Linked DNA regions of Mus musculus: region 1 is linked to region 2. A link is a loop called in an ENCODE intact Hi-C map of the cell type or tissue named here. Cell type or tissue: heart. All regions are shown on one strand. Region 1 overlaps Pi4ka (phosphatidylinositol 4-kinase alpha). Region 2 holds the start of Rimbp3 (RIMS binding protein 3).

What was found. Hi-C counts contacts between places; a loop is a spot of excess contacts. Peaks named below come from ENCODE experiments on the same cell type or tissue, not always from the same donor. Only the 100,000 strongest peaks of a DNase experiment are listed, where the experiment ranks them.
Region 1: a loop joins it to region 2, with 2.9 times the contacts of the local background. A loop is called at or near these places in 7 of 42 quality-filtered maps.

What each region holds. Positions count from the first base shown.
Region 1 is chr16:17,290,183-17,295,182 of GRCm38, forward strand. It overlaps Pi4ka (phosphatidylinositol 4-kinase alpha), which reads right to left. Exons shown (of 55, transcript NM_001373955.1): 41 at 3,661-3,828; 42 at 2,698-2,751; 43 at 933-1,053. Among named protein-coding and RNA genes, the nearest start is that of Tmem191c, 16 kb to the left of the region's middle. In heart, a CTCF peak has its summit at 2,844 (motif pointing left); no DNase peak of the experiment used is centred here.
Region 2 is chr16:17,206,498-17,211,497 of GRCm38, forward strand. It overlaps Rimbp3 (RIMS binding protein 3), which reads left to right and starts at 1,638. Exons shown (of 1, transcript NM_001033338.3): 1 at 1,638-5,000. The coding sequence starts at 2,217. In heart, CTCF peaks have their summits at 2,782 and 3,701 (motif pointing right); DNase peaks (open chromatin) are centred at 2,544, 2,784 and 3,684; H3K4me3 peaks cover 2,689 bases; H3K27ac peaks cover 2,239 bases; H3K27me3 peaks cover 1,991 bases.

The sequences.
Region 1 (5,000 bases), 84 kb after region 2:
CTATACTATTAATGGCCACAGTTGTGCAGTGGCAAAGGAAAGGCCCCTTTTAAACAAGAGATGCAACCTGCTGGACCACAGAGGAGCTGTTGAGTAGATCAGGCCATGTGCCATGGAGTGAACTGTGGTTGTGGTGGAAACTTTGGTGGAAGAGGAAGCAGTGGTGGTGTCCTGGTTATATTAGCAGAGGAGGCTATGGTGGTAGTGACCAGAATACAGAAACCAAATGTTACATGAGGAGGTTATGATGTTTAATCAATAAAGGATGTGTTCCACTCAGGCTGCCTCAGGTGTACATCCTGCGGAGGTTACAGAGACGAGCCATTCCCGTGACTCAGCTCACTGTCTTCAGGCCCCTCTGGAGTTCAGAGACCTTGGATTCTGTGGACCTGGAGTTGCAGGACATTAGGTGGAGGTATCTGTGGTGGTGATAGTAACTATAATGATTTTGGTGATTACAGTGGACCACAGCAACAAAATTATGTTCCCATGAAAGGGGTAGTTCTGGCTGGTGATGGTCAGGTGGTACTTATGAATCTGGTGGTATAAGTGGTGGATATGGAAGGTTTTAGTTTGGTTTGGTTGGTTGAGACCAGGTCTCAATGTGTAGCTTTAGCTGGACTGAATTTGCTTTTTAGATGAGGCTGGCCTCAAACTCACTAAGATTCACCTGCCCCTGCCTCCCATGTGCCACCATGCTCGGCTCTTTAATTTACTTTTTATTAGTTATTTGTGTGTGTGTGTACATACACACACAATGGCACACATGTTAAGGCCAGAGGACAACTTGCAGGAGTCTGTTTTCTCCTTCCACCGTGTGTGTTCCAGGTTGGGGTAGCACAGACCACAGAGGCCTCTGGGAAAGCAGAAGCCCTGTGTGGCCTCTAAGGGTGATGGTGATGGGGAGAGGCCTGACAGGCCAAAATACTCACGGTCTTTCTGGTGCCCTTCTTCATCAAGGTAGATGTTAGTTTTCATGTTCCAAATAAACTGGTGTGCCAGAAGCTGGGATTTGGCTGCAGCCCAGAGAATGTACTCACGCACATAGCCCATCTGTAGGAGGTCAAGGCCACAGTCAATCTTCACTCCTGGAAGAAACTCTTCCTAACCTAGTGTAAGAAGCAACTCCCACTGCCTGACTGTATGGTTCCCACTATGTGGATGTACCCTATAGAGTCAGTGCTCAGTCTAGCCAGTAGCCAGGGGCTGGGTACCATGGGTCTACACTATAGGCGTGGGCTTCCTGTGTTAGTTCCCTTGGTATTTAAGAACCATGGCTCTCAATTTCTACTGCTGTCAAATACAAGACGCAAGTAGGCTAGGTGCCCAAAACTCACTTATAAGGCTGTACAAGGTACCATCCAGAGGGACAGGGTCCAGAAAGTTCTACAGAGTTGGATGTAGCTCACACACTGATAGTTGCCATCTTAAAGACATCTATCCATCTCATTTGTCTCCTGCCATTATCTGGTAGCTCCAGTTTTTTCTCTCTCGTTCTCTCTCTCTCTGTTATGTGCATGGCTGTGTGAGGATGTGAAAGGTTGACACTGGTGTCTCCCCCAGTCACTCTCCACCTTAGTGTTTAAGATATGGTCTGTCAGGTTGGTGAGATGGCTCAGCGGTTAAAAGCGCCGACTGCTCTTCCTGAGTTCAAATCCCAGCAACCACATGGTGGCTCACAACCATCCGTAACAAAAATCTGATGCCCTCTTCTGGAGTGTCTGAAGACAGACAGTGTACACACATATAATAAATAAATAAATAAATAAATAAATAAATAAATAAATAAATCGATCTTTAAAAAAAAAGTGGGGGGAGGGTATGGGGGACTTTTGGGATAGCATTGGAAATGTAAATGAAGAAAATACCTATTAAAAAAAAAAAAGAAAAAAAGATATGGTCTCTCACCAAACCTGGAGCTTGCTGATTTGGTTAAACTGGCTGGCTGGATAGCCTCAAGGCACAAGGTACACAATGTGGACAGCTCTTGGAGTGAGAGGGTGTGGTGGGTACATTACCTTACTTTTGGCTCCCCAGATCTAGGTTTACAGGTGATCTACGAGGATGCCAAGGACTGACTTCAGGTCCTTACACACACATGTTCCTTACACACACAAGGCTGCTATTTTACTAAGCCACTTCACATTCCCAGTAACTCCTAGTTTTAATGGCCATGTCTTAGGTTTGGTGAGATGGCTCACCAGATAAGAACATGTACATTCTGGGAGAAGACTGGAGTTCAGTTCCTAGCACCACAGCAGAATGCTCAGAACTCCAGGGCCACAGAATCCAAGGTCTCTGAACTCCAGAGGGGCCTGAAGACAGTGAGCTGAGACACAGGAGCAGCTCGTCTCTGTAACCTCAGCAGGATGTACACCTGAGGCAGTCTGAGTGGAACACATTCTTTATCAGCTTACCTAAACCTCATGAGAACAGCCAGTCTGAGGGAGGTCATGTCATTTGTTGATACCTGACCCAACAAAGGGGATTCTAGAAGAACAAGCTGCCCACCTGAAGGAAACAGCTAGAAAATGTACCAGAGCCCACCCACTCTGCAGATCTGGGCCTCAGGATGGGGCAGGGAGAACAAAGGGCTCAGTTCTGGCTGGACAGTCCTGTTCCTGAGGGAATGCAGAGCTGGTCTGAGGTAGAATTTAGGGTCCATAGCAATGTGTACAGCTCTTGGAGGACACTTACCTTGTCATATCTGAGGGCCTGCACAATCTGGGGGATGTAGAACAGAATGGCATCCTGTCGAGGAGGAAAGACTGATTTCAGAGGTTACAACACTTAAAACAGCCATGAACCCTGGACCTGCCCACTGGACGCTGCCCCCTGCTGGAGAACTGGGGAAGTGCAGAGGCTAACAAAGTATCTAAGGCTTGAAACACACAGTGAAATCAAAAATGCAGAAGAGTGCAGCTTACCCCAGGTAAAGGGGCTGAAAGTTACTACAAACTTGCTGGTGCTGAAACTGTAGCAATCAGGGATCTAGAACATTCTACAGAAACTCCCTGCTACAGACTTTCCACCATGGCTACTACATAAAATCTTCAGGATCCCTGAAAGTTTGTTGTTGGAGTAAGAGGCATGGGCACACTGCTTACCTCTCAGAGCAGGGGCTAAACTCAAACTGTTTTTAAAACCAAAAGATCCAATTAAAGTTAAAAAAAAACCCAAAACAAACAAACAAACACATACAACTAGAAAACATATGAATTACAACTAAATTCATCACCTCCCTAGTGTTGGTACTAAAAGTGTGTGCCACCATAGCCCAAATTCATCCCCTTCCACTACTGAAGTCAAGAATAAAGGCATACTCTAGATGGACCTATATAGTTGGATGCATGCCTGTTGAGCTGACTTTTTTTTTAATAGATTTATTTATTTATTTATTTATTTATTTATTTATTTATTTATTGTATGTGAGTACCCTATTGCTGTCTTCAGACACACCAGAAGAGGACATCAGATCAGATCTCACTACAGGTGTTTGTGAGCCACCATGTGGTTGCTGGGAATTGAACTCAGGACCTCTGGAAGAGCAGTCAGTGCTCCTGAGTTCTCACTCCAGCCCTGGGCTGCCCACTTAATCTATCCACTTAACCACACTGGGATAGCTATACCCTAGGCTAGCTCACAGGGCTTTAGACTCACCGGAGGGAAGGATCGCAGGACTTTTACCCCATACTGTGCAGTGAGAGGGTGTGGTGGGTACATGCTGGAGAAGTAGGAGAGGCCTGTAGGTGGGTCCGTGGGTGCCCAGCATAAAACATGGCTGAGCTCTGGAGCATCAGCATCGATGGTGTGCCAGGTGACAAGGAACTGGGGAGAAAGTTGGGAGATAGGGTTGCAGGAGTCCTTTCAGTTATGGCCTGCTCCAGAATGGCCGCAGCAAAGGGTCATAGGGTGGGCATGCTCTGCATGCCTTTAATTACAGCACACAGTGGGCACAGTCAGGCAGATCTCTGTGAACCTGAGTCTACAAGGTGAACTCTAGGCCAAGAAAATAAAATAAAATGTGATAATAAAAGCCATTTATGATAAAAATGGAAAGTGCTTCTGACATGTTACACAAAGTAGCATAATTGCAATAAATTCAAGTAGAGGGGCTAGGAGTGAAGCTCAGGAGGTAGTGTGTTCCAGGCTAGTAGCACTGATCCCCAGTACTGCATAAAACCAGTTGTGGTTGTATACATATTACCACATGGCAGATGGAGAATGGAGAATCAGAAATTCAAGGACATCTTTAGCAAATCTGAATTTGAGGTTAGCCTGAGATATATGAAACCCCATCTATAAACACAGTTAAAGCAGACTAAATATTTCCTATCATAAACATAATAATTACTACATACTAGAAATAGAAAATGCAGGGAGTTAAAAAAAATCCTACCACTGAGATTACCCAGTCTTTCTAATGTGATAGATAAAATAATTTTGTTTTAGAGACGGGGTCTTACTCTGTAGTCCTAGCTGTCCTTGAACTCAAGAGGTCTTTGTGCCTCTGCCTCATGACTGCTGAGATTAAAGGCATGCACCACTGTGCCCTGTTCTCTTTACTGAGACAAGGTCTCACTAGGCTGTCCAGACTGGTCCAAACTTCACTTTGTAACTTCGACAGGCCTTTAACTTGTGATCCTCCTGTATCAGTCTCCTAATGGCTGCGATTGTAGACCTATACTGGTGACTAGGCTCAGCAATGACGGTTAATACCAACTTAATTGAGAAATGTATAGATTAATAAAGCACACCTTTGAGTACATCCATGGGGCCCAAAGAGGACTGGGTCCTGAGGCTCTGGCCTGATGGACGGGTTAACCTTTTGAGGAGCCATAATATGGTGGTACTATTTTAAGCTGGTGCAAAGTATCTGGGGCCTTGGTGGAGGAAGTGGGTCACTACAGGTATGTATTTGGAGGCTATACTTTGTCTGGATGCCCCCTCTTGCTCGTCTGTTCATCTGGCAGGATGTGAACAGGTTCTTCCTGCACATG
Region 2 (5,000 bases):
AAAGGTAAAGCAGCTGTATGTAGAGTCATCAAGGCAACCCTGTGGGCTAGAGCATCTTGGGAACTCTAAGCCCAGCCTGGAGAGTCCAGAAAGGCTCCTTGGAGTAGAAAACTACCAAATCAATACCAAAAGACAGGAAAAAGTGAGCAGTAGGTAAGAGGACAAGAGTAGGTTTGAGTCAGGTGTAGGGTGCACACCTGTGATCCCAGCTGTCTGGTAGCCTGATGCAGGAAGACCACTAGTGCAAGGTCAGCCTGGACAAATTAGCAACATCCTAACTCAAATATGAATTTAAAAAGGAGATGGGTATAGTGCCATGCACATACCTCTAATCCCACTTGGGAGGCAGAGGCAAGTTGATCTTTGTGAGTTTGAGCCCAGCCTGGTCTACATAGCAACTTCCAAGTCAGCCAGGACATAGAAAGACCAGACCCTGTCTCCAAAACAAAGACAAACACAAAACAAAAAATTCCACCATCGCCACTACTACCACCACCACCAGAAACTTCAAACAGACATTCATGCATGGTGCTGCATACCTTTATTCCAGGCAAGGTCTCTGTGACTTCTAGGATAGCCCAGTAGACATCAGTTCTAAGCCATCCAGAGCTACAGAGTGAGACTATATATATATATATATTTTTTTTTTAATGTTTTGGGGAGCTGGAAAGATGGCTCAAGGGTTATGGGTGCTTGCTGATCTTGCAGAAAACATGGCTTTGGTTCCTCCTCCTGAATGGTGGGATTAAAAGGATATACCACCACTGCTCATCTTAACATCTTACTTTTTTTTTTAAAGATTTATTTATTTATTACATGTAAGTACACTGTAGCTGTCTTCAGACACTCCAGAAGAGGGCATCAGATCTTGTTACAGATGGTTGTAAGCCACCATATGGTTGCTGGGATTTGAACTCAGGACCTTCGGAAGAGCATTTGGTACTCTTAACCACTGAGCCATCTCTCCAGCCCCAACATCTTACATTTTTAAAGGGGCTGAAGACTGAAGATATAATGAATAGTAAAGTGCTTGCCTATTACTTACTAAATGAGACCTTGGGCTCAGTCTCTACTACTACTAGTACTACTACTACTTCACAGAGAGAGAGACAGAGACAGACAGAAACAGAGACAGGATATGAATCTCAGTGGTATAAAATTTGCCCAGCATGTTTGAGGTGGGTGCAATCAATCCTCAGTCACTGCCACCTGCTGATTCAAAAAGGCTCAGATGCAAGACATGTTGGTCAACTCCTGCAATCCAAGCACTGGGGAAGCAGAGACAGCCTGCTCTATAGAGTGAATTCCAGAACAGCCAGCTCTACACACACACACACACACACACACACACACACACACACACACGTCTCAAACAAACAAACAAACAAACAACACAAAGTTTCAGTTGATATAAGAAAAGGCACCGGGCAGTGATGGCCTTTAATCCCAGCATTTGGGAGGCAGAGTCAGGCGGATATCTGAGTTTGAGGCCAGCCTGGTCTACAGAGTGAGTTCCAGGACAGCTAGGGCTACACAGAGGAACGCTGTCTCAAAAAAAACAAAAACAAAAACAAAAACAAAAAAAAAACACAAAAAAACAAAAAACAAAAAAACAAAACCAAAAAGAAAAAAGAAAAGAAAAAGAACAAAGAAAAGGCTTAGCATGTTGGGTCCTGCGTAGGAACAGAGGAGTTATAGCCACTTAGGGCTCAGAGCTCAACCACAAATTTAAGCAGATCTTGTAAGAAGTTTACCTAATTTCAAAACTCGACCAGAAACCCTAGTAGAGCCAGGTGAGATCTGACCAGAATCCATTTTTACTCAGGCCCAGGATCAGCGATCATCTAGGAACCCTACTGGGGATCTAATTCTGGAAAGGATTGCACACTGCCAGGGCGAAAGTGGAACAGGTCACAAAAGCCCTAAAGCAGATATGTGTGGGCTCCGAAATATGCCCGGGGTATCCGGGGAAGTTCAGAGGCTAGTTTGAAAGGGGTCTCAGGAGTTTAGGAAGAAGCGAAAGGCACTCAATCTGTGGGGAGGCGACAGGTTATAAGGGAGATCGCCCCCAAGGCGGAAGAGGCGCGCGGAGGGCACCTAGGGGCGCCGGAAGGGGCGCGTGGGGCGGTTGGCAGCGGCCGGGGGCGGAGGCCGTTGGCTAACTGGCCTACCAATACCAAACTATCTCTCTGGCTTCTTGCCGGGCTGCGGCCACAATGACAAAGGACTCACCCACCCCCTTGGGTGGTGGCCGCGCGTCGCCCAAGAAGCCAAGCAGCCCCGGCCCAGCGGCCGCAGTGCTGGAGGAGCAGAGACGAGAGCTAGAAAAACTACGGGCAGAGCTGGAGGGCGAGCGCGCGCGCGGCCGGTCGGAACGGAGGCGTTTCGCTACCCAGACGCGCCAGCTGCGGGAGTCGGCTGAGCAGGAGCGGCAGCAGCTGGCTGACCATCTGCGCTCCAAGTGGGAGGCACGACGCCTCCGGGAGCTGCGGCAGCTGCAGGAGGAGGTGCAGCGCGAGCGTGAGGCCGAGATCCGGCAGCTGCTGCGCTGGAAGGAGGCAGAGATGCGGCAGCTGCAGCAGTTGCTACACCAGGAGCGCGATGTTGTATTGCGCCAGGCAAGGGAGCTTCAGCGTCAGCTGGCCCAGGAGCTAGTGAACCGTGGTTACTGCAGCCGCTCAGGGGCATCCGAAGCCTCCGCGGCACAATGCCGCTGTCGCCTGCAGGAAGTGCTGGCGCTGCTGCGCTGGGAGACCGACGGCGAACAAGCCGCGCGCATCCGCCACCTGCAGGCGGCGCTAGACGTGGAGCGCCAGCTATTCCTTAAATACATCCTAGAGCACTTCCGCTGGCAGCCGGCTTTACCGGGACCCGCGGACCCCCAAGCCACGCATTCCTTGGAAGAGCCGCCCCTAGAAGCCCAGAGTAACACTGGTGGCACCCCAAAGCCTGCTCGTCGACTCGGATCCCTCGAAAGCCTGAACACTGGCGTCCGGGTTCATTCTCCAAACGACCTGCTGCCCACGCGCGCCGGCTCCCTCGAATCTTTGGCAACAGCACATTCCTGCTCACTGGACAACACACTGAATTGCTCCCAGGCTTCTGAATCCGAGGTAAGGGCCCCTGCGACCAGCGCGTCTATTCCAGACACCTCCAGTCCCCAGCCGCCGCCTCAGCTACCATCAATACATAGGAAACCTAATGACCTGCAGAAAGAAAGCTCCGAGAACAAGCCCTGCGAAGCCTCGACCTCCTCGCCTCCGGGTCTGGACTACCAGGAACTGGTGAGGCAGAACTCGGAGCTGGCCGAGGCATTGCAGGTGCTGGTTCGCCGCTGTTGTGACCTGCGCGAAGAAAACTTGCATCTGCGGCGTAAAGGCTTCTCCGAGGAGGCAGGAGAGAAAGTGAAATGGCTCAAGGTGAAGCACGCAGAGCTGACCGATCTCGCTCAGCGCCTTGAAGACAGGGCCCGCAAGCTTCAGGAGACCAATCTGAGGGCCATGAGTGCTCCAGTGCCAGGTGAGAGCCTCGAAGGTCTGGACCTGAGCCAAGTGTTTACCTGCCAGCGTGCTCAGGACCTGTCAGAACAGGCTGGCGCGCTGCAAGCCAAGGATCTACAGATCGAAGCATTGAGGCGGGAGTGCCACCTGCTGCAGGCGCGCATCGCCGCGGACCTTGGCAGCTCCTCGCATCCTGAAGAGGGCGCCACGTGCGCGCAATGGTGCAACATCAGTGACTTGGACCGGCTGCAGCGTGAGTCTCAGCGGGAAGTGCTGCGCCTGCAAAGACAGTTGACTCTACATCAGAGTAAAGCAGGCGCCTGGGCAGACGCGGGCAGACCCAGCACACCCTCGGAGATAACTCGGCACCAGGTGCAGGCGCTGGAACGCGAGTTGGGTTTACAGCGGCGGGAATGCGAGGAACTGAGCGTTCAGGCAGCCGCAGCTGAGCGGCGCTACGAGGAGACAGAGGCACAACTGCAGGCCGCGCTGCACAAAGGCGCCAGGCTGTCAGAGGAGAATGCACGGCTGCAGGCCCTGGCCAACTGGATGAAGAAGATGGCAGATGAGAACAGCAATGTTTCCCGGCAGCAAAGTCACACGAGGCAGAGGCAGGAACTCGAAGCCACTAGCCTGCTGGCTGAGCAGCTGCTGCAACAAGAGGGATATGCGCAAGACAGGCGGCAGCAGCTGCAGCACTACAAGAATAAAGCCCTAAGTGACCTTAGGACTTCCGGGAAAGAGATGCAGGGGTTGCAATTTCAGCCTGGCCACCCCTCAGAGACATCAGAGACCACCCAAGCTTCAGAGTCCCAAGCCAGGGATAGCGGGAGACCCACGTTCAAAACAAAATCTGAAGAACGTGTATTACCTTTGCCTACCAGGGACATACAGCCTCCTGCTTGTCTCTCCCAGCAGGAGAATCCAGTTATCGTTGAGGAACCAGCTGCTGGCCCCCAAGTGTCAGACAGAAATTCAACTAGTCAGTCTCTGGACTCCAAACCGCAAGCCAAGAAAACCAGTTCACAGTCAAATTCCTCCTCAGAGGTAGAGTCCATGTGGGCTACAGTGCCATCTTGCCTTTCTTTGGACATGGACACAGCAAGTGAAGTGGATGATTTAGAACCAGACAGTATGTCCACTCCCCTGGAAATGAGGAGCCTTGAGGCTCCCATCATTCCCAAGCTCAAGCTCTTCTTGGCTAGATCTAGCTACAATCCATTTGAAGGGCCTAGTGAGCATTGTCAAGGCAAGCTGCCCCTCACAGCTGGGGACTATGTCTATGTTTTTGGGGACATGGATGAGGATGGCTTCTATGAAGGGGAGCTTGTGAATGGGCAGCGAGGGCTAGTCCCCTCCAACTTAGTGGAACCGATTTCAGGAAGCCCTATTCTGAACCACCTATTCCTCAAGTCCCCTGACATTGGTCCCACTGCACTACCAGCTGGGCACAGCAAAGTCTTGAAGAAAGGCAGCTTATTACTTGGGGAAGTACAGGAG